2 separate regions of the Homo sapiens genome follow, and region 2 is linked to region 1. A link is a loop called in an ENCODE intact Hi-C map of the cell type or tissue named here. Cell type or tissue: HCT116. All regions are shown on one strand. Each heading gives the region's core, and the rest is flanking DNA. Links, peaks and the distances in the headings are about the cores only. Region 1 overlaps EPHA2 (EPH receptor A2). Region 2 holds the start of ARHGEF19 (Rho guanine nucleotide exchange factor 19).

Region 1 (8,000 bases), core at 1-8,000:
TCTCCAGGGCCCCGCCAGAGTTTCCAAGTGCTCAGGGGTCCCAGAGTTCATGAGTAGGACACCAGCAAGCCCCTGTGTTCTTCCTGACTTTATCTAGTTGGATTTCCTGGCATTCTAGGCGGGCAAGTGGGGACAGGGGTCACACACACTCAAACACACCCACATACACCAGATACCTACTGTTCCTTAGCCAACCAGCAAACTCCTATGCATCCTTTAATACCCAGCTTAAGCTCCTCTACACAGCCCTCCCAGACTGCCCAATTCCTGGCCCCCCGGCCCCCATTAGGGCATCTATTAATCTTATGTTTACCAAATAGAAATGGGCACTTCATACGTGTCTGGCACAATGCTGGGTGCTAGGATGCGATGGTGAGACAGATAAACACTGTTTCAGCTCCAGGGGAATTCAAAACTTGGCTTTTATGCTCCATTTGAAATTATTCCTGCATGTATCAGGAGCTTCCGTGAGACCAGCAGCTCCTGAGGAGCAGGAATGGAGACCAATTTATCTGTGTCCCATGGCCCAGCGGTGCTCAGTTAATGTTTGCTGAATGGATGGACAGACAGATGGATGGATGGATAGATGGGTGAGTTGGTGGGTGGATGGGTAGATGAGTGTGTGGATGGATGGGTGGGTGGATGAATGGATGGATGGGTGGAGGGGGGTATGAGTGGGTGGATGAATGGACAGATGAATGGACAAATGGATGGGTGGGTTGGTGGGTGGACAGGTGGATGAGTGGATGGATGGATGAGGGATGGATGGGTGGGTGGGTGGAGTGGTGGTTGGATGGATGGATGTATGGATGGGTGGGGAGGATGGACAGATGAATGGACAAGTGGATGGGTGGGTTGGTGGGTGGACAGGTGGATGAGTGGATGGATGGATGCGGGATGGATAGGTGGATGGCTGGGTGGAGGGGTGGATAGATGGATGGATGGGGCGGAGGATGGACAGATGAATGGACAAGTGGATGGGTGGGTTGGTGGGTGGACGGATGGATGAGTAGATGGATGGATGAGGGATGGATAGGCAGGAGGGTGGGTGGGTGGAGGGATGAATGGATGGATGGATGGATGGATGGATGGATGGGTGGATAGGTGGGTGGTTGGGTGGAGGGGTGGGCAGATGGATGGGTGGAGGGGGGTATGAGTGGATGGATGGATGGATAGATGAATGGACAAGTGGATGGGTGGTTTGGTGGGTTGGCGGGTAGACGAGTGAATGGATGGATGATGGATGGATGGATGGATGGATGGATGGATGAATGGATGGATGGATGTAGGGGTGGATGGGTGGAGGGGTGGATGGATGGATGAGTGGATGGGTGGACAGGTGGATGGAAGAGTGAGTGGGAGAGAGAATGGGTGGCAAACCTACCATGTGCATGTGAAATATGCACTCCAGGGCCAGAGAAATGAGCAGTGTTTCAGCGCCCAGAGAGACACTGTGGAGAAGGTCCACCAGGATGCCTACCTGCCTTACACAAGAGCCTAACTTTGGCACACCTGTGGCACACCTGTGGAGAGCTGTTCTGGCCCCGGTTGTCTGGCAGGCCTGGGCTACTCCGAGCAGGGGAACTGGGGCACAGTGGCTGCACCTCCGGCTATACCCTGGTTTTTCCAGTTCCTGATGCCCGCCCCTCAGGTGGCAGCATGAGGTGACTCAGGGACAGACGCCCTTATCGTGACGCAAGTCCAGCCCCCAGTGGAGCCCCTCCTCCCAAGGCACAGCCACCTCCCAGGCTGGCAATGGCAAGGTTGTGAGGTCAAGAGGTCATGGTGGCAATTCACCTAGGGCCAGTCACCGCCCAAGCCAGGCCCAGCAGGTGACCGCAGGAACCACCTTGGCCCAGGGATGTGGAGCTTGGACTTTGTCTCTGGGCCCTGACAGACGGCAAATGGCGACCTATGGGTTACTGACCCAGCAAATGAGGGAGCTGACAACCTCAGGCCCTGGTGGCTTCTTGCTCCCAGCAGGCCCTGTCGTCTCTGCAGAAGGGGGGCTGCCCCCAGGGCCTGACGGCTGCCAGCACCCTGTCCCTTTCACACACACCCTAGGGAGCTATCTGCAGGCACATTCCTCCACCATTGATAAGCACCACTCCCCACCTCAGCCCCCGCCTACCGCTCCTGTCCTGCCTCCAGCCTTTCATCTTCTGTTTGCTTTCCCTCGCCTCCTTCCTTCCGTTCTGGGGACCCACTTACCTCCAGGAGGGAGAGAGGGAGGGAGGGAGAAGCCGGTGCCCGCCCAGCGGAGATGCCAGCGCCTAGCTTTGCCCCCAGTGTGAGCTGAGGGTGGGGCAGACAGGGCACAGAGGTGAGAGCCACCATGGGGGGCTGGGGGTGCTGCCACCGTGGTCCCACCTCTGTAGGCCAGAAGAAACATCACAGAAATAAGGCCTGGTGGGACTTCCCAGCAGGGGACAAAGCCTGCGAGCCACAGCCAGCAGCTCCCAGAGTCTTCCACCTGGGGGACCAACTGTGATCTGATGAAACAGGAATCCTGCCAGCAGCCCCTGCCATGGCCCGAGACCACCCTGTCTAAAGACCACCTTAACCACAGACATACCCTGGCCAGGGGACTCCTCCCTGTCAGCTATGGACTTTAGGCCACTGGGGCTGTAAGCAGTGGGACCCCTCCTCACCACACTTGTGTCACACAGTCAACAGCTTCCCCGGTGTTCAGACTGAGCCCCAGTGGGAAACCACAGGAGGGAAGCTCGGATCACCAGGTTGACAGCGTCCTTCAGGGCCACAGGTCCAGCCCACTCATTTTACAGATGGGGGTGGGACCCCAAGGGGACCTGCTAAGGTCATACAGCCTGTGGGTGGAAGGACACACACCAGGGGCAACTGCCTTCCTGTGCCAGGCCCCCGTTCTTTTGGTCACTGTTCACTGCTTCCTCTCCGGACCTCAGTTTCCTCATCTGTAAAATGGGGATCAAGTCCTCATCCTCTCTGGGTTGTGTGTGAAGATGGAAGAAAGCCCTGCTTATGAGATGTCCAGCATGGTGCCTGGAATGCGGTGTCCCTATGAACTAGGGGATCATGAAACTACAGTAGGGAGGGGACCTCCCCAAGGGGCTGGGCCCCTTGAGGGAGCAGGAGCCTCTCAGGAGGGAATCTCCAACTCCCCACAACCCCAGCTCTGGCCTCCCAGCTGTTCAGCTGAGCCACTGGCCAAGGCTGCTGGCCACCTGCTCACCTGACCAGCGGTCCCCAGGGCTGAGGCGCCAGCAGGGGCCCCGCCAGCTGCTGAGGCCAGCACAGGAAGCGGAGACATGGAGACAAAGCAGCCCCCGGGGGACAGCGGTCAGCCCGAGCGACTCCACTGTCCCCGCAGGCAGGGCCGGGGGCAGGGCGGGGGAACCAAGGGAAGCTGGCTCATTCCTGACATAGTTCATGGGAGCGCTCCGGGCAGCGTGCCCACCTGCCGCACACAGCACCTGGGAGGTGCCTCCCTTCCTCTGCCCACTTAACTCTTTCCTGAGCTCTGGGCTTCCTGGGGAAAGAACCCTGAGGAGAAACGGACAAACTGGGAATAACCTAGACAAGGTGCCAGGTGACCTCAGGGTGCCCCGCCTCGCTCTGGGTCTGGTTTGTCACCAGCAGGAGCCCCAGTGAAAGAATCTGGGTCTCCAGGCCTGGGGAGGGTCCGGCAGGGAGGGCAGACCCTGTGCCTCCCTCTGGTTCTCCCTCAATGTACCCAGCAGTGCCCTCTCCAGGACCCCTGCCTCCAACAGAGCCCCCAAGCCCCTGCAACAGACCCTGCCATCCCCAGGGCTGGCCAGAGAGCCTACCCCAGGGCCAGGAGCTGAGTCAGGGATTCCAAAGGAACTGGTCACTTCCCGCCCCATTTCCTGACCCATCCTGCAGCCTGGGCGCCGCTGCACCGCCTGGATTCAGATCCTGATGCAGCCACATCCTAGCTGTGTGACTTCAGGCAAGCCTCTTTAGCTCTCTGAACCTCAGTTTCCTGGTCTATCAAATGGGATTGATCACAGTCCCTGCCACGCAGAAAGGCGGTGTGGATTCCGCTCGCATGTCTGATAAAGCGCTTGCTTGGCTCAGCGCCTGCCCCTCGGACGACACCCGTCTACGGTAGCGACTGTCATCACTTCCAGCAGCAGCATGGCCAGGGGCTGCTGAGAGAAGTCTAGAGGTATAAAGAGGAGCCAGCCGGGCGTTCCTGGCATCTCGCGCACCGGCACCCAGCCACACTGAAAGGAATTTTGGTGGGAGGATCCCGAGGAGGAACAATCCGGCAGTAGGTGACTAGCGATTGACAGGGTTCCACGAACTAAGTCGGAAATTTCGCTCTTGGAAACTTGTCCTCCTGCTGGGCTGATCTTCCCAACAGGGGGCTGCTCGGCTCTCTGCAAACAAAATCTGCCAGAACCCTGACCCCCCACCTCTAGAGGAGGGAAGGCTGCCCCGCTTCCTGGAGAGACACCCCCACCCCAACCGTCCACTTATCTCTGCGGGGCCTGCCTCACCAGCCTGTGGAAAGTTTTCAGCTGCCCCTCACCCCCACCCCCGCATTCTTGTGCGAGGATGTCATGTGGGAGGAGCCTGCTCGCCCCACTGGGCTGCCTCGTCCCGGCCCCCTCAACCGCACTCATTGTCTGAAACTGAGAGTATGCATTCGAGGTCACCTAAAGCAGGGGCCGCCTGGGGAAGGGGGGCTCGCTCAGCAGAGGGGAGCTGGGAAGACAAGGGGGCGATGGCATGGGCCGGAGCAGAGCCTACACCACAGGCTTATGGCCAGAAAGCTCGTAGGGAACTTCTCATCGGGGGGTTTACAGACCGTGTTAAGTAAGGTTCTGAGGACTTGCTTTAGGAGGCAAGTAGGGCCCATCACAAAGGGCTTCAGTGTCCTCCAACCCTTCAACCCCCTCCAGGGGCTGCAGGATCCATGGCTAGAAAACAAGCATAAAGTCTGCTGGTGCTGTTGAACTTTCTCATTTTACTCAAAGGAAACCCAAGACCAGAGATGAGGGGGGAGTTAGCCAAGGTGTGTGCAACGCAGCCACTAAACCTCCAATTCCTTAACGTCCCGCTTATCTCAGCAAAGAAGCTGCCAGAGAGAGGGAATGAGCCAGCCCTCCAAAGGTTGGCCTGCATTCCACAAATGCTCTGCCTCATGGCCATTTCCAGAAAAAGTCACCCATTGAAAATCCACATTGCTGTGGAGATTTCCGCTGTCACAGGCCCTGGCCACACCACGCCACGGCTTCCTCCATGTGAACTCACTAATGCCCAAGCCTCATTCCCCAAGGAGAGTCTGAATGAATTGGCCCTTTTCTGGGCCCAGTGTGTCATCTATAGAGGCCCCAGTGGAAAATCAATAGAGGTCCCAATGGGAAATTTGTGGCCCTGGGGACATTCAGACAAGAAAGGCAGACCCTTGGCCCCCCTCCAACCTCTCCCTCAACAGAAGCATTTCCCAAAAGCTCCGCGGGTGATCCTGATATGCAGCCAGGGGATGTGCACCCCGGGTCCAACTCAGTCACTTCTATGTACGAAAGAGGAGTTTGAGGCCCAGGGAGTTTAAGTATCTTGCCTAAGGCCACATAGTGAGCTGATAACAGACATGGAACTTGCTCCTGGTACTCCACCGTGGGACCACAGTGCCGCTGTACCAGAGCTACTCAGTATACATTCGTGGGATGAATCAAAAATAACAGCCACATTTAAAAGTACTCATGTGGCAGGCACTGACCTAAGCACTTTACTATTAAGTCATTTGATTATCACAGCCACCCTACGAGATAGACGCTATGATCCTCTCCATTTTACAGATGAGGAAACCCAGGCACAGAGAGGTCAAGGAAATGGCCTAAAGCCACACAGCTAAAAATGTAGACCTGGGATTTGAACACAGGCATTCTTGTTTCAGAGTCATCAATCATAAACTCCACATTCTGCTGTTTCTCAATTCATTCATTCTTTTTTTTTTTTTCAGACAAGCATCTCCTCTGTCACCCCAGGCTGGAGTACAGTGGTGCGATCTCAGCTTACTGCATCCTCCACCTCCCGGGTTCAAGCAATTGATTCTCGTGCTTCAGCCTCCCAAGTAGCTGGGATTACAGGTGCATGCCACCACACCCAGCTAATTTTTGTGTTTTTGGTAGAGACGGCGTTTCATTATGTTGCCCAGGCTGGTCTCAAACTCCTGGGCTCAAGTGATCCACCCACCTCAGCCTCCCAAAGTGCTGGGATTACAGGCATGAGCCACCGTGCCCAGCCACAATTCATTCATTCTTAATGAATGAGTTAGTCCAGCCTTAATAAGGAAACTGATGTCTGGGAAGGATCTATAATTTCCACTAACAGAACTAATGTGTGTCAAAGCAGGGATGAGCTTACCAAGATTCCATGATTCCAAAGCTAAAGACCAGAACCTGGGAATGCAGAACCCCCTTCCCTGCAACCCAGAACCGTCACTCACCCTGGCAGGCATCCTCCACCTTCTCGTAGCCTGCCTGGCACAGGCACTGCCCAATGGGCACCAGCCACTCGCCATCCACTGCACAGTGCATACGGGGCTCTTCACCCCCCGGTGGCACCACGGCATGGTCCACACAGGTGCCGGCCACAGTGGCCAGGGAAGGTGCATCAGAGCCGGCGATGGTCTCAGGGAAGTGGGCCAGGCCCTGCAGCAGCTCGGGGCACTTCTTGTAGTAGACACGGACGGAGAGCAGCGCCACACAGGCACCGATATCCTGGAAGGCCAGGTAGAAGCCTTTGCGGGTGAGCGGCCCCACGGAGCGCTCCTCCACGTTCAGCTTCACGTGGCGTGCCTCGAAGTCGCTGCTGACGGTGATCTCATCGGGCGCAATGGTGTCAATCTTGGTGAACAGGCGCTTCTGGAAGTTGGTGCCGTAGTCCAGGTCCGACTCGGCATAGTAGAGGTTGAAAGTCTCCTTGCAGGAGCTGGCGCCACCAGGGAAGCTGTTGCAGTCACGTACAGTAAACTTGAGCTCAATGAAGATACGCTCAGCCTCTCCTCGGTACACCCAGTTGGTGCGGAGCCAGTTGTCCTGGTCGCCAGACATCACGTTGCACACGGAGTACATGTAGATCGGCATGTCATTCATGATGTTCTGCATCAGGTCCCACTGTGGGGGGAAGATACAGGTTAGTGTGGGCAGGTGCCTGGGGAAACTGAGGCCCAGGTGGCAGAGTAGGGCACTAGGAAGATGCTTTCCAGTTCGTGCTCTCCGGGTTCTACGGTGAAGGAAACTGAGGCCTGAGGCGGGTGGGGGCTGCATCCATAAGTGGCTGAGCTGGAATCTGGCCCCTGGTCTTTCTGGCACATGTCTGGAAGCCAAACCTCTCTATTAGGTTGTGAGCCTGCAGGTGGAGTCCGGGACTCCATGTGACCTCAGGTGGGTTATGCTCTCTAAGCCGCAATTTCCTCATCTGTACAATGGGAGCAAGACCCCCTACCTCACAGAATTGCTGTGAGGATAAAGGACAGAATGTCTACACTGGCTGAACACAGTGCTTGGCACAAGGTAACAGGCATACGGGCAGCCAGTATGATTATTGTTACTCTTGGTATTATTCACCATGCACCCATGTGTGTTGGCAAACGCAGGAGTGGCATTAAGTCAAAAACAACGGATGATGCTCTCCGTCATTTAGAATTTGGCTTTGCAGCAGATGAACATGTTCCTCCCTCCCTGGATCATAACTCAGCCTTCTCCAGAAAGAATTCCCAGGTTAGGCTACAGTTGGGCCAGGTGCCCCCCGCCACCCAACTCCCAAAGTTGCCATGTTCCCTTTACCCTGTACCCCTTGCCATTTACCAAAGTGCACTTGGCACGGCACATGGGGACACCCACATCTGGGCTCCCACATGAGATTCTGAGCTCCTCAGCCAGAGTCTGCATCTAATTCACCTGTGTCCTGTGTCCCGAGAGCCGGCCTGAGACAGAGTAGGTGCTCAGGGAAGCGTTTGTTGAATGAATAAACAAAAGAATGAATGA
Region 2 (16,238 bases), core at 3,918-11,917, 72 kb after region 1:
AAATCCATTTCCCAACATATACATCCACACTACATTTTCTCCCAAGTATAGAATGACATGTACACTTTCATAGATACAGACATTTCAAACTCAGGCTCACACAGTCACAGACACACACATTTTTACACAACCGCATACATTCACAGACAACTCCTCACAAACACGCTGACCCGTCCGATATTTACACAGGCACCCAAGATTTCTCACCCTCCTGTTCCCTTCACATGCACACAGACACACACCAGCCCACAGGTCCTTGCTCTGATGTTTCTCCCCCCATCTCCCCGACCCTTGCCCAGAGTTGCGGCCTTCAGTGCTGAGTGGTGCCCACACCCATGCCAAGTTGGCTGGGAGGGTCATGGACTGGCAGGCGGGCCACCACCCAGATCAGGCAGGGGCCTTCTCGAAGTTCAAAGAGGTGCCCCAGCACCCCCGGCTTGGAGTGAAAGAGGGGCTGTCCCCCACCCCAGCTTCCAGCCCCTGGGTGGGCCAGGCTGGATGGGTCCTTTCTGGGCAGGAAGTTATCCCTGGGGAGCCAGCCCTCCGATCGGGGCAGGCCTGATGATCTGAGAGGCCCAAGCCCCCACAGCTCTTGCCCTGTGGCCCTCTGCCAGCCTCCCTCCTGCAGCCCCTCACCTCTCTGGGCCCAGGCCCGCTGCTGATGCTGTTTGGCTGTTCCGGCAGGGGAAGCCCTCTCTCTGCCCAGCTGGCTGGGGGAGATCCCACCCAGACAAAGAGTTTGATTCATCAAACCCTGTGGTGAGGCAAGCAGGGAGGGAGGGAGGGAGCAGGCAGCGGGCTGGGCGGGGGCCTACCCTAGCCTGGCCTCGCTGTGGGCAGGCCGGGCAGCCAGGACCCCCCAGAGGCCCCCTCAGGCCAAAGGGGCAGTGCCCAGCCTGGCAGGACCAGGAGAGCCAGGAAATGAAGACTGAGAGAGACCCAGAGAAACAGAGACCACTTAGCCAGTAACTGAGAAACCAAGACCCCAAGACGTTCAAAAACAGAAAAACCACAGATGCTGAGACATTCAGGGACCCAGAGATGGAGACAGAGACACTGACAATTTCAGGCCAACCAGATCCTCAGAGACACAGATGAAGCCCAGAAAACCCAGGGAGACAGATGGACAAACATTTCATGCCCGTGGGCTGCCAGTCTAGTGGGAGAGCCAAAAATGAAAACAGTTACAATCCAGGTTGGCAAGAGCCAAGCCAGAGGAACCATCAGAGGAGGGTGCTCGGCTCAACTCAACCTGGGTATTCCAGGAAGACTTCCTGGAGGAGGTGATAGTTAACTGCTCCACGGCTGAAATACATAGTGCACTTAGAGGGAAAGCCTTGGCCTGAACAGTGACAGTGTCAGTCACTATTGGAGACAGGGAGGGAGAAGAGGACCCAGCGAGAGATGGCTGGGTCTATGGCAGGCCCCAGTCTCTCTGCACAGCTTCTCAACTGCTTCCCCCTGCTCCCTTCACCCTGCTGTCTGGGAGGGTGGGAAGAAGGGGACTGGCTGCTCCAAAGGGGTCCTCTCTACGGTGGCCACTCTGGCTTGTACCATCAGCCTCTGTCCCTCTAGCCTGAAAAGTACCCATCTGAGCGAGTCTCCCTAAGCCTCGGTCTCCTCATCCGGCAAATAGGATAGTATTTTTATTATCATCAGTCTTTCTCTAGACAGAAGGCAGCTCAGGCCTTCACACAGATGGGGAAGATGAAGGAGTGAGGCTGAGACACACATTATATCGCAGGAGTGTGCACAAGGAGGCCCCTGCCCACAGACGGGTCTCTTTCTCTGCAGGAATCAGAAGTCCTCGACACAGAAGTCCCACTTGCTTCTGGGGGCACACATGTGCAGGCATGTACACATGCCCCCTGCCCCTTTGTATGCTGGGAGATTCTAGCACTTGGGTTCTGGAAGCTCCTGGAGGGCAGGGAGGGACCCTCTCTCCCATGGCTCACAGGGATAAGTAGGCAAAACATTGAGGCTTTGCAGCAGGAGCACCCCCAGTTAAGGCTGCAGAGGAGAAGGCTAGGTGAATGTGGGGAGAGGGGACATAGAAGGCTTCCCGGGGAGATGAAGCTGGAGGCAGGTCCCTAGCAGGGAAGAAGTCAGGAGTGTGTCAGCCTCCACCTATGCTCAAGCCAAGGGGTAATAAGAATGACCCATCTAGCTGGGATGCCAGCCCTGTGGCCCTCCAGGGGTTTGGCCCACCCAACCTCAATGCTGGGGAGCTAAGAGGGACAAGCTGTGTTCATATTGTGTGTAGCTCATCTCTGTTAGAAAAAAACAAACAAAAACCTCAGAAAGAGAACTGGCCCCAGACAGCAGGGACATTACCTTCCCAAGGCACGATCACAGGATAGAGACTCTTGTGTCTACTAGGCAAGGGCCACTCTGGAGCCCAAAAAGAATAACCTCCGCCCAAGCTTTGAGGCCCAGTGTTGACACTGACCAGCTGTGTGGCCTTAGGCAATTCACAGCCCATCCCTTGGCCTCAGTATTCCCATCTGTAAAGTGGCTCCTAAGGGACCGCACCACCGCCCAATGCCCTCTCTAAGAAACATGTCTCATCATAAATGTCTCTGGGCCAAGAAGGATGGGCAGGGGCCGAGGAAAGTACCCTTGGTGGGTGCTGCTAATTACAGAAGACGATGGGCCCACTTAGCAAGGCTGCCAGAGAGTCCCTGGACACTACCATGATCAGAAAAAGTGTTTCTGGCCTCCTGTACCTAGCTTTTCCCTGCCCCCTCCCGGGTGCCCCTTGCCTTGCTGCCCAGGAGAGCTGGTACCCTGCCAGAGCCTCTCTGCCCTTTAAGGAATAAAGCCAGGTGGGAAGTCATGGCTGGAAAGTGGATCCAGGCCAAGTGGTTCACAGAGCCCCAGAAGGCCATAGTGGGTCAGAGCCAGGATCAGAGACCAGGCGGGCAGCACAAAGGGCTCACTCAGCGGGGAAAACTGGCGGGAAGAGAATGGGACTGCTGGCACCCAGGTGGGGCCCTACCTCAGCCAGGGAGCTCCGTCCAGCTGCCAGCACGGTCCAGGGCTCCGGGACACCCTGGGGGCTCTGGGGTTGCAGCCAAGTCCTCAGGGGGCGATGTCAGCATGTCAGCATGGCCCCAGAGCCGAGCAAGGCAAGCTCCTGGGTATTGTGTGGGGCAGGGAGGGGGAGGTGAAGGAGGAGGGAACCTTGCAGAGAGAGGCAGGCGGCTGTCTCAACGTGCCTGCTCCCCGCCCCCCTTCCCCAGAACCGGTTTGGCTAGTCTGGGGTACAAGAGGGGGGCTGGAACAATGGGAGTCCTATGCCCAAGTGAGGCTCTGAAGGACCCTACACCCAGGTCCTAAAGACGGGGGAGGCAGTGCTTCTGCTCCTAGGAGACAGGTCACCACTCTTCTGGAGCTTCCCAAACATGAGCATGCTCAGGGGACTTCTTGGAGCTGGGGAGCATCCTGGGAGCTTCACAGAGAGCCTCCCAAGCCCTGCACTCCTTAGGGACCCTGAGAACCCTGATGACCCTCTCTGATCCTATTACTACATCTATCAAATTGGAACACTCATCCCTATGATTGGGAGACAGAAATCAGTCCTGAAAGTTGATGATGTGACATGTGGCATCATCCTGGACAGCCTCTCCTCATCTAGTACAGCCACTGCTTGCAAATCCCCATCCTTTCCCACGGCCTGGAATGACCTGCCCCACCATCTCCAGTGGCCGCCTCCACCATGAAGCCTTCCCAGACTATACCAATTGAGCCCTCAATAAACCAAGCCAAATAGCCAAGTCAAACTGCCTCCAATAAGAAGGGCATGCTCTATGCCCGGCATGCAATCTTCCCAACCCTGTGGAATGGGAAGCTGCATTTTCCCCTAATTCTACCTGCCATCTGTTTGAGCTACCAGCAATTGCCAGGCACCTAATATTAATATGCAGATGTGTACACAGACTAATAGTCATGAAGCTAACTTATTGTTCACCTACTAGGTGCCAGGCACTGTCCTGAGCACTTCACATGTATTTACTCATTTAATCTCCACCATGACCCTGTCAGGTAGATACTGCTACCACTTATCAGGTGAGTACAGTTGTCCCTTGGTACCCAGAATCTGTGGGGAATTGGTTCTAGAACCCTCCCATACGAAAATCCATGGCTGCTCCAGTCCCTTATACAAAATGTCATAGTGTTTGCTATAACCTTTGTACATCCTCCAGTAAATTTTATTTTATTTTATTTTATTTATTTATTTATTTATTTATTTATTTATTTATTTATTTATTTTTAAGATGGAGTCTTGCTCTGTCACCCAGGCTGGAGCAAGTGGTGGGATCTCAGCTCACCGCAACCTTTGCCTCCCAGGTTCAAGCAATTCTTCTGCCTCAGCCTCCCCAGTAGCTGGGATTACAGGCGCATGCCACCACACCCTACTAATTTTTTTTGTTTCTAGTCAAGACAGGGTTTCACCATGTTGGCCAGGCTGGTTTTTGAACTCCTGACCTTAAGTGATCCACCCGCCTCAACCTCCCGAAGTGCTGGGATTATAGACGTGAGCCACCGCACCCAGTCTATTTTATGTATTTATTGTCAAAAAATAAAATAAAATGTCCTCAAGTGAGAGGGTCTCACTCTGTCATCCAGGCTGGAGTACAGTGGTGCAATTACAGGGCTCACTTGCAGTCTCGTCGACCTCCTGGGCTCAGGTGATTCTCCCACCTAAGCCTCCTGAGTAACTGGGACCACTGGTGTGCACCCCCACACCTGACTAATTTTTGTATTTTTTGTAGAGATGGGATCTCACCAGGTTGCCCAGCCTAGTCTCAAACTCCTGGGCTCAGGCGATCCACCAGCCTTGGCCTCCCAAAGTACTGGATTTATAGACATGAGCCACCACGCCCGGCACTCCAGTACAGTTTAAATCAATTCTAGATTACTTATAACACGTTAATACAGTGTAAGTGCTATGTAAATAGTTGTTATCCTGTAATGTTTTTTATTTGCATTATTTTTTATTGTCATTATTTTTGTTATTTTTTGTTTTTATTTTCATTTTCCATGCATTGTTGGTTGAACCCAAGGATGCAGAACCTGAGGATATGGGGGGCCAACTTAACAAGTTAAGTCATGAGCATTATCCCTTTGAAATCTCTCATCAGTTCTATGAAGTCCCTATTTTACAGATGACATTAAGGTTTGAGAGATTAAATAACTTGTCACACAGCTAATAAGGGGCAGGACTAGTATTGAAACCCAGGTCTGGCCGGGCGTGGTGGCTCACGCCTGTAATCCCAGCACTTTGGGAGGCCAAAGTAGGTGGATCCCCTGAGGTCAGGAGTTCTAGACCAGCCTGGCTAACATGGTGAAACCTGTCTCTACTAAAAACACAAAAATAGTCTGGGCACAGGGGCTCACACCTGTAATCCCAACACTTTGGGAGTCTGAGGCCAGCGGATCACGAGGTCAGGAGTTTGAGACCAGCCTGGCCAACATGGTGAAACTCTGTCTCTACTAAAAATACAAAAATTAGCCGAGCGTGGTGGCGCACACCTGTAATCCCAGCTACTCAGAAGGCTGAGGCAGGAGAATTGCTTGAACCACGGAGGTGGGGAGGCAGAGGTTGCAGTGAGTTGAGGTCACAACACTGCACTCCCGCCTGGGTGACAGAGCGAGACTCCATCTCAAAAAAAAAAAAAAAAAAAGAAAAGAAACCCAGGTCTGTCTGACCCCACCACCAACCTGAGTCCTTCACCACTGCCTGGTACTGCCTCACCAGGCTTTTAGGAGGGTCTCGTGGTGAAAAGTGTGTGAAAGTGTAATCCGGGGTGTCTCGGCTGACCTAACTAAACTCTTATTGGTCTTATTATTCTTACACTACAGGCTCGGAATACACAGCAGAGGTTTCATGGCCCATGCCCTAGTCCCCCAAAGTATTTATTTATTTATTTATTTATTTATTTATTTATTTATTTATGAGATGGAGTTTTGCTCTTGTTGCCCAGGCTGGAGTGCAATGGCGCAATCTCGGCTCACCGTAACCTCCGCCTCCCGGGTTCAAGCAATTCTCTTGCCTCAGCCTCCCGAGTAGCTGGGATTATAGGCATGCGCCACCACGCCCGGCTAGTTTTGTATTTTTAGTAGAGACGGGGTTTCTCCATGTTGGTTTGGCTGGTCTCGAACTCCTGACCTCAGGTGATCCACCCTCTTCGGCCTCCCAAAGTGCTGGGATTACAGGCGTGAGCCACCGCGCCCGGCCCCAAAGTATTTTCCTTAGCTGCCAACCGACAGCCATTAAGTTCAGAGTCATTAGGGTCCCTCTGCTCCCCCATGTTCACTTTGGCTCCCTAGAGCATTGCCACATAGTGAGGAGACACTGCACCGTGTGGGTGGGGACCAGGTGGCCGTGGAGAGGTGGCAGTCTGGGACGCAGAGACAGGTTTATTGTCAGCATTGCACAGAGGCCAGGAGGCAAGAACACGGAAGGGTAGCAGTGCAGGTCTGGAGGTCTCCAGGGAACTCCAATCCTCTCATCCAACTCCCGGACCGGCCTTGGGACACTGCCCAGATGCGTAACTGGAAGCCAGAGGACCCCAATAGGAGGAGCATCCTGGGGAACCTAGGGTCCTGGAAGGGCAGCCCTGCCTCACTCGCCCCTGCGTCCTGGACGCCCCTGCGTCCCTTGTGCGGACATAGAGCACAGCTTGGTCAGGCTGAGCAGGCTGGCACTCCAGAGCAGAGCCCCCAACCCCAGCTTGCAGATAAAGTAGAAAAGGGGGCTTGGCGGGGGCGGAGCTTAATGATGGGCGGGAACAGGCGGAAACTACAGGGAGTCCAGCCAATCCCTCCAATGGATGAGGCCAAATAAGGGGGCGGGGCTAGAGAGTGCTGAACTAGAGAGGGCTGAGCTGAAGCTTGAGGGCAGGCCAAGGGGCGTGGTCATTATGGTCATTATGTTGCGGGTGGGGCCGGGGTCCGCCTGCCTTGCTGACTGAAACAGCGTCTCCCGGTTGTCTGCCACCGCCTGCTTGGCCAGGTAGCGCTCGCGCAGTTATCTTGGTAGCCAGGGCTGGCACATCGGGCACGAGCCGGTCGTTGGGGCACAGGAAGAAGAACACTACATTCTGGGGAGAAGGGGGCCAAAAAGAGAGAATGATTGCCTTAGCGATCTTAACTCATGGAGCGCTTACCCTGAGCCAAACCCTAACCTGAAGGTTTTCCGGATATGAATTCATTTAATCCTCACAACAACTCTATGAGCTGGGGGTAATTTCTACTCCACAAGCGAAGAAACAGAAGCAGAAAGGGGTTGCCATTTGCCCAAAGACATAGAGGTATGATTCGAACCCCTTAACACTAGGAACCACGTCAGGGCAGGGCTTGTAAAAGAGCAAAGCTGGTGGGAGAGTGCTTCCTCTCGTTTCTCCTTTCTCTTGCCAAGAGATAATGTTATTATTATTTGTGATATTAATTCATTGAGCACCTACAACATGCCAGGCACAGTGCAAATGCTTGACACCGAACCTTCATAACGACCCTATGAAGTAGATCCTATTATATAATATATCCCAATTTCCAGCCGGTCGGCGGCAGAGCCTGAACTTGGAACCAAGTCTGTCCAAGACAGATGGCTGAGCCTACCTCGAAGGCGATAATGAAACCCAGATGCACATGCACAGCCAGCAGCTTCCAGTAGAAGAGGGCGAGGTTCACCCCCACGTCGCGAGAGGCCTTGTATCTGGGTTGCGGGGTCTGGAGAGGCTCTCGGATCTCGACTCCGAACCCCGCATTTCCTCCCCTCCTTCTCCCTAGAATCTGGCCCTGCCCGTTCAGCCAGTACCCTAGCCGGCTCCGCGCATTTGTCCGGGGCAGAATCAGCTCACTGCACCCCAGCCAGGCACCACCCCACCCGTCCAGTTTCGGCTCCCGGCTTCCCAGCTAGGCCCCGCCCCTCCCTCCTCAGCACCTGCCCCTCCCAGACAGGCCCCGCCCACCAAAGCTTAGCACCCGCCCTCTCCCAGGCCGGCCTCCCTCACCAAGGCTCAGCGCCGTGCTTCCCAGACAGCCCTGCCCCTCCCGCCTCAGCGTCCCGCCAACCAAGGCTCAGCGCCACGCCCTTCCCAGGAAGGCCTCGCCCACCAAAGCTCAGGGCCCCGCCCCTCCCGCCGCGCCCCTCCTCCCCAGCCTGAAGGGCAGAGTGTGTTTGCTCTGGGCCAGGTGGGCATGGGGCGCGGGTGCCCGCGTGAAATTCACAAATCCGTGCAGCTGGGTGTGGTGTTCGTACTGTTACGGGATATGCGGCAGAAGTCCGAGATGAAGGCGAGACGAAAGCCTGCAGAGCCAGAGGGCCTTCAGGGCCCAACCCCCTAACTCACCCCAACTCGGATCCAGACCCCCTCCCGTGGCAGGATGAGCCTTTGGCCCGGGATCCTAGCCTCCTCTCCCCTATTTCCCAAACTCTGACCCGGATTTCCTTCTCCAGCCCTGTATTTCCCTATTCCTGAACCCCCTTCCCCAGTCTCTGAGCTCCATCTCCCCCGCCCCCTGCCCCTGTATTCCCTTCATCTACCTCACTCCCATTCACGGTGACCTCAAGGTGTACCATGGCCTCCAGCAGGAGCAGTCAGATCCAGATGTCCAGCCGCGCCCAGCCATTGGTCGCTGGTACTTGCACAGGAACTTGTGGGCGTCCAGTCCAATCTCTACCCGGTTGTTGAGCAGAGTGAACAGGGGTGCCAGCAGGAAGGCTCCCACAAAGATGGTGATGAACCCAAACTGCAGCTCTGGCAGGCAGGGAGTGTCAGGCCCGGGGCCACCTCCCCTGTTGTGCCAGGCCCCCAGGGGCCCCACTCATGCCCAGGGCACACGCTGCTGAGCGACTGCTCCTCCATCCCTGGGTATTCATCAAACAGGCCCTGACACTTGATGAGCTCATAGTCCTTCCTTCTCCCAGTGCTGCAGCTCCTGCCCGATCTGGGTGTCCCTCTGCCCTGCCAGCTGCCACTTCTGCCACCAAGCCTTCCGTTTCCTGGAGGCAGGGCAACCAGATAATGGTCATAACAGGGCCTTGTGCTAGGAACTGCCACTTCTATCACCAGCACCCCTTAGAGGCAGGCACCATGATGATTTCCACTGTATTGATGAGGAAACACACCTGGAGAATTTGGCCCAGGCTCCCCAAATTGTAAGTGGTGGAGCCAGTGTTCAAATCCAATCTGTTAGACTCGAGTCCAGTGCTCTCAACTCTGCACTTCCCACATAGTCATTCTTGGTCTCTGAAATATCACTGCCCCCTGAAAAAAATAGTAATAGAAAGCCCTCCATTTGCAAAGCTGTTTCCTGTTGAACGCCTCATAATCCCCTCAACTCTCATGGAGAGGTATTATTGTCTCCATTGTACAGATGACGAAACTGAGGCCCAGAGAGACACAAAGCCACGCAGCTTACAAGAAGCAGGGCTAGGACTTGTGCCCGTATCTTCTGTCCCAGTAAAGGGTTTTTCTGCTCTGCTCTTATAAAAGCCCTCCAAATGGCCTGATTAGGCCCAGCCTTGTCCCCCGTTCTTCCCCCAACACTCACAGCCCAACAAATTCTTCCATGTGGTTGAGCAGCTGTTTGCCCACCATGATGATGATGAGCTGCTGGGTGACCTGAATGTGGCAGCCACCAGGACCGCACTGTTGTTGGCAGACACAGAGCACCTTACTCAGGGCTTTGGGGCTGCATAGGGGTTACCCCACCTCCCTGCTGGTGCAGAGAGTTGGCCACCTGCTCCTCCTACCCACTTTGGAGGCCCCAGAGGCAGATCCTACCCCTGCCAGACCTGAGGTTGTGATGACTACCCCCTAACCCCCCAGAATCAGCAACCCAGGGGTACATAATCACATCCTCACTCGGCATGCTGAGCAAATGTGCCATACTGACCGGGGTATCCCACAAACCTGAGGGCCCCCTGCATCTGTGGGTAATTTGCTCTCCCTCTCTGGAGCCAGGCTGCAGCTAAACTCCATGCTGAGGCTGACCCCCTCTCCCCACTGCTCCTGGTCCTCTGGCCACCCCCTGAATTGACAGCTAACCCTGCTGACAGAGCTGATGGGAGGCCTTGCCTACCCTACTAGGCCCCAGAAGTCTGCTGGGACCATGGCCTGAATCTATGTACTGCTCAACCCATGATCAGCCAATGTGGCATTTATGGCCCAGGAAGATGGGGTCATTGTGCTGGGGAGTGGGCTCTTTTGGTGACCATCCCTCCCATCCCATCAAATGACAATGGCAATTACACAATAACAGCACCTCCTGAGAGTCCAGCATTTTATGACTCCTAACCAGATCTCATTAAAGACTCAATGCTTCTAGGAAAAAGGACCAGCTCTGATTCATTTCTGTGTCCCTAGCATCCAACCAAGGGTGCACAGCAGGAAGGCCCCCAAAAGATGGTGATAAACTCAAACTGCAGCATTGGGAGGTGGCATTGTCAGGCCTGGGGCCACCCAGTGAGGGCTGTAGGACAGACTGAATGCAGGTGTTAGATTTTACAGCTGTGCAATGGTGTACCCATAAATTACAGTTGCTAAGACTTTCGCCCAGGGAAATCAAGAACCAGCTTCAAGGTCCATAGCAAGACCTGGCTAGGAACAAATCTGGAGCCCAAAGGGTGCTGCTGCTTTGCTGGGCTGCTTCCTTGGGAGGCGACAGCCCTAAGGCTGGGGTTTGGGGAGTGGTCCTTACCTGCCTTTGAAGAATGCCATGTAGAAGGGAGAAGAATAGAAATTGACAAACTGAAAATGAAAGTGAAGGCATTTTCATGGAGGCATCTCTGGACAAAGGGCAGAGCTGGTCAGAATTCTATTGGGCGCAAGGGGGCAGGCATAGCCCATCAGGTCAGCCCCTATGCTCCTGTCCTTAACCTACCAACCCCTAATGCCAGCCATGTGTCCCTGGCCACTCTCGCTTGAGGGTGACTGGAGACACCAGACTCCCAGTTCCCAGATGACACAAAGATAGCCTTGCAACACATTACCTGGTTTTAGAGGAAGAACAGGCCAGGCACGGTGGCTCACACCTGTAATCCCAGCACTTTGGGAGGCTGAGATGGGTGGATCACTTGAGGTCAGGAGTTTGAGACCAGCCTGACCAACATGGTGAAACCCCATTTCTACTAAAAATACAAAAATTAGGCGGGTGTGGTGGGCCATTACCGGGAGCCCATCCATTGGTGGGATGAAAAAAACCTGAAGATGCCCACATTAGGCCTGGAGCCTGGAACAGTGCTCTCACCCTCCATTGCCCCAAAGGACATTCGCTTGGGTCATGAGCACAGAGTTGCCAGTGTGGAACATTGCAATGCTGATGATGCCATGGTAAATTATGACAGATACCAGGAAAATCATCACCACACAGAGCTGGGGGCCAGGAGAGAGGGCTGTCAGAGCTGGAGAGTGGACTGCCAGGGTTCCAGTGCACCCACCCTGGAGGAGCCAGTCCTTCCAGAGCAAAGGCCCAGTGTCCCCTCACCACAGTGAGGATGGCTGCAGAGCTGGTGAGTAGGTGGGAAAGGCAGCTGTGCGGTTGGAAGTAGGGCTCCTTCAAGCCTGTCACTGGGTTCTGGGTCATCTGCAGGGCCAGGGCAGCAAACTGTAGATGTGGGCACTCCTATCACAGGGGGCAACAGAAATGTGCATCCTAGGGCCAAGAGGCTGGTGCCATGATCCTAGGCTAGGGGAAGCCCCCCACCTTTTCCTGACTGCAGAGGGAGCTCTGGAAGTGCAGCAATGGGTTCTAATTCATTTTTGGTTTTGCAGGACCTTTTTCCCCAGGGCATGGTTAAAAGCATGTGGATGGATGGCTAGATGGATGGTGGGTAGACGGAGAAGTAAACAGCAAATGAGTGGACATGTGGAAAAGGGATAGATAGACAGATGAGTGAGCAGGCAGTAGGCCGACAAATGGGCAGGTAAACTAGGCAAGCAATCAGTAAATTTCTATAGTTTATTCACAAGTAAGTGAGTAGACAGGCAGGTGGGTGGAGGGATGGATGGATGGCCAGGTGGGTGAGCAGATAAAAGTCTAGTGGGATGGTTGATGGACATGAGGATGGATGGATGGATGGATGGATGGATGATGGTTAGGTGAGTGAGCAGATGAAAGTCTGGTTGGATGGTTGATGGACATGAGGATGGATGGATAGATGGATGGATGGATGAATGGGGGGATGGATGGATGAATGGAGGATAGACAGATAGCTAGGTGGGTGAGCGATGAAAGTCTGGTTGGATGGTTGAGGATTGATGAATGGATGGATGAATGGAGGATGGCTGGATGATTAGGTGGGTGAGCAGATGAAAGTTTGGTGGGATGGCTGATGGACATGAGGATGGATGGATGGATGGTTAGGTGGATGAGCAGATGAAAGTCTGTTTGAATGGTTGATGAACATGGGGATATTTGGATGAATGGATGAGTGGGATGGGTGCATGGATGGATAAATGGATAAATTTATTAGTTTAGTCAATAGCTATTAACCATGTACCACTCTGCAATAGATACTGAATATGCCATAGTGAACAAACTGGAGAAGATCCATGCCCTAATGAAGTTTACAAACTAGTTTGTGAGACAGGTTAAATGAATGAACAGAGACATATATATATGTCCTATGAAGGAAAACTTTTTCATGGATGGTCTGAAGAAATGACACTTTAGCTATGACCCAAAAGGTGAAAAGGTGCTAAAGGGACAGTGGAGAGAAGCTTTCTGGGGAGGGAACAGTGGGTGCAAAGGCAGGGCCACTCTTTTTTTTTTTCTTTTTCTTTTTTTTTTTTTTTTTTGAGACAGTTTCACTCTGTCCCCCAGGCTGGAGTGCAGTGGCACGATCTTGGCACATTACAACCTCCTCCTCCCAGATTCAAACAATTCTCGTGCCTCAGCCTCTCGAGTAGCTGGGATTACAGGTGTGCACTACCACACCCAGATAATTTTTGTATTTTTAGTAGACATGGGGTTTCCCTATGTTGGCCAAGCTGGTCTTGAACTCCTGACCTCAAATGATCCACCCTCCTCAGCCTCTCAAAGTTCTGGAATTACAGGCATGAGCCACTGTGCCTGGCACTAAGTTTTGTATTTTTAGTAGAGATGGGGTTTTGCCATGTTGGCCAGGGTGGTCTCGAACTCCTGCCCTCAAGTGATCTGCCTGCCTCAGCCTCCCAAAGTGCTGGGATTACAGGAATAAACTACTGTGCCCAGCCCGCTCTTTTTAAATTAAATTAAATTAATTATTTTTTTTGAGACAGAGTCTCACTCTGTTGCCCAGGCTGGAGTGCAATGGCACGATCTCGGCTCACTGCAATCTCCGCCTCCTGGGTTTAAGCGATTCTCATGTCTCAGCCTCCCAAGTAGCTAGGATTACAGGCACATGCCACAATGCTGGGCTTATTTATTTATTTATTTATTTATTTATTTATTTATTTATTTTGAGACGGAGCCTCGCTCTGTCACCAGGCTGGGCTCACTGCAACCTTCGCCTCCCGGGTTCAAGCAATTCTCCTGCCTGAGTCTCTCGAGTAGCTGGGACCAGAGGCGCGTGCCACCACGCCCAGCTAATTTTTGTATTTTTAGTTGAGACGGGGTTTCAGCACATTAGCCAGATGGTCTCAATCTCTTGACCTTGTGATCCACCCACCTTGGCCTCCCAAAGTGCTAGGATTACAGATGTGAACCACCGCGCCCAGCCGGGGCTAATTTTTGTATTTTTAGTCGAGATGGAGTTTTGCCATGTTGGTCAGGCTGGTCTTAAACTCTTGGCCTCAAGTGATCCGCTTGCTTCAGCCTCTCAAAGTGCTGGGATTATAGGCATCAGCCACCGTGCATGGCCAATTTCAATTTTAATTTAATTCTTAATATATTTTTTAGCGACAAGGTCTTGTTCTGTCACCCAGGCTGGAGTGCAGTGGCACAATCATAGCTCACAGCAGCCCCAAACTCCTGGCCCCAAGTGATTCTCCTGCCTCAGCCTACTGAGTAGCTGGGACTACAGATACATGCCACTGCACCCAGCTAATTTTTTATTTTTTAGTAGAGAGAAAGTCTCACTATGTTGCTGAGGCTGATCTTGAATTCCTGGGCTCAAGTGATCCTCCTGCCTCAGCCACCCAAAGGGCTGGGATTACAGGTGTGAGCCACTGTGCCCGGGCCAGGGCCACTCTTTAAAGTTACCTGAGTTATGTACTGCACTATCCAAAGGGTACCACTGACATTTACTTCGTTGCCTCAGTGTTCCCTTTCTGCTTTTTCAGTCCCCCAGCACCTGTTTAACCAATACCTTATATATTAAATTATCTCTGTTAAAATATCTTGTTTGGTTTTCTATCTTCCTATAACCCTGTTGAATGGATAAAGTGATGGATGGCTGGACAAATGGGTAGGCAGAAGATAGATTATTCACAGATTCACTCAACAAACATTTATGGAGCATCTTCTATGTGCTAGAGACTATTCTGGGCACTGGGGTACAGCAGCCAACATCACACATAAGGTCTCTGCTCTCATGGAGCTCACACGCCAGTGGGAGAAGACAGATAATAAACAAACAAACCATAAAATACAGTGATGAATGCTGCAATTAAATTAAAACAGTGACAGGGCACCTCTCTGGATTAGTGATCAGGGAAGACCTCTCTAGGAAGGAGATATTTGAGACTTGAATGACAAGGAGTAGGCCACATAAGATCTGAAGGGGCTGGGCGTGGTCGCTCATGTCTGTCTGTAATCCCAGCACTTTGGGAGGCCAAGGCAGGCAGATCACCTGAGGTCAGGAGTTCGAGACCAGCCTGGCCAACATGGTGAAACCCCATCTCTACTAAAAATATAAAAAATTAGCTGGGTGTGGTGGCACACACCTGTCATCCCAGCTACTTGGGAGGCTGAGGCAGGAGAATAATTTGAACCTGGGAGGTAGAGGCTGCAGTCAACTGAGATTGCACTACTGCACTCCAGCCTGGGCAACAGGGCGAGACTCCATCTCAAAAAAAAAAAAAAAAGTTGAAGGAAGAGGATTCTGGCAGAGCATAGCCAATATAGCCAATGCCAAGGCTCCAGGATGGAAATGAACTTGACCTATTCAAGGATCTGGTGGAGCCAGTTGGGCAGAACTAGACACAGGCCAGATGGCACAGGGCCTTGCAGGCCACTGTGAGGGGTCTGGATAGTTTCCCAGGTACGTCTCAAATGAGACTGCCCTGGAAGGCTTTGAGGAAGGTAACACAGATGTCACTGTCCTGGCAGCTGAGAATGAATTAAGTGGGGCAAGGAGATCTGTTGCGAGGTCACTGCAGTGGTCCAGGAAAGAGGAAATGGTGACTTGGACTGGAGTGGGGAGAGCTGGGGTGTGGCAGAGGAGGTAGGGAGAAGCGAACAGACTTAGGATCAATGATAAGATGTTTGGATAGACAGGTAGGTAGCTGGATGGGTGGGTGGGTAGGTGGAATGTTTTCTCCTTCTCTGTTCTTGGGAGGGTCTCTTTCCAAGGCCCGGCTTATTATATAAATACTCTCAGTGTTTCACCTCGCCAAGCCTGTATCATCCTGATGTCAGGGGAGGGTGGAAAGTGACCCAGGAAAAGTGTGAGGAGAAGCCAGATTTGGATCCCAGGATGTTGGACTCCAAAGTCTGACCTCTTCCCAGCACACTTTAAGGCCTCTGAGAACTCTGGGAAGTGGGGTTGTGGCCTGGAGGGCTGAACTGGGCATCACCTCCTGGTCCTGGAAGTCGCTGCAGTCCCAGTGGTGGAGGGCTGAACTGGGCATCACCTCCTGGTCCTGGAAGTCGCTGCAGTCCCAGTGGTGGGGGGCTGAACTGGGCATTGCCTCCTGGTCCTGGAAGTCACTGCAGTCCCAGTGGTGGGCCAAGGTGGCACTCCCTGCTTCCAGTGCTCCAGGAAGGCCATGGCCCCAGAAGGACATGAAGATGCTGAAGAACACGGTTCCTGGGTGGTCAAAGAGGCAGCTCAGCTGTGAGGAGGGGAGAGAGGGCACAAGGTAGGGCCAGCATCCAGGCCCAGGTTGGGTCCAAAATACCTACCTGGTTTTTTTGCCCCTTTCCTTGGCTCACCTTGGCCATGGGGCAGATCCCAGAAATATTCCACGTGGCACAGGTATCACAGAGTGGCACCCCCACTGGCACAGATCTCCTGTCTGTGAGCAGAGGGTGCCTATCCTGGGAGGGCCTATCCTCAACCAGGCAGACAACCTAGCCCACCCAGC

What was found. Peaks named below come from ENCODE experiments on the same cell type or tissue, not always from the same donor. Only the 100,000 strongest peaks of a DNase experiment are listed, where the experiment ranks them.
Region 2: a loop joins it to region 1, with 4 times the contacts of the local background. A loop is called at or near these places in 2 of 110 quality-filtered maps.

The regions. Positions count from the first base shown.
Region 1 is chr1:16,141,921-16,149,920 of GRCh38, forward strand. It overlaps EPHA2 (EPH receptor A2), which reads right to left. Exons shown (of 17, transcript NM_004431.5): 3 at 6,458-7,127. Among named protein-coding and RNA genes, the nearest start is that of EPHA2-AS1, 9.3 kb to the right of the region's middle. RefSeq lists enhancers at 1-418, 1,930-2,457, 2,458-2,986, 4,572-5,100. In HCT116, for the core only: no CTCF peak of the experiment used is centred there; DNase peaks (open chromatin) are centred at 1,751, 2,121, 3,451, 3,881 and 2 weaker places; H3K4me3 peaks cover 4,410 bases; H3K27ac peaks cover 8,000 bases.
Region 2 is chr1:16,209,504-16,225,741 of GRCh38, forward strand. ARHGEF19 (Rho guanine nucleotide exchange factor 19) reads right to left here and starts at 3,149. Exons shown (of 16, transcript NM_153213.5): 1 at 2,999-3,149. It also overlaps the pseudogene ANO7L1. RefSeq lists enhancers at 2,953-3,651, 6,839-7,535 and silencers at 6,711-6,760, 7,878-7,987, 8,128-8,227. In HCT116, for the core only: no CTCF peak of the experiment used is centred there; DNase peaks (open chromatin) are centred at 6,868, 7,666 and 8,018; H3K4me3 peaks cover 1,737 bases; H3K27ac peaks cover 625 bases.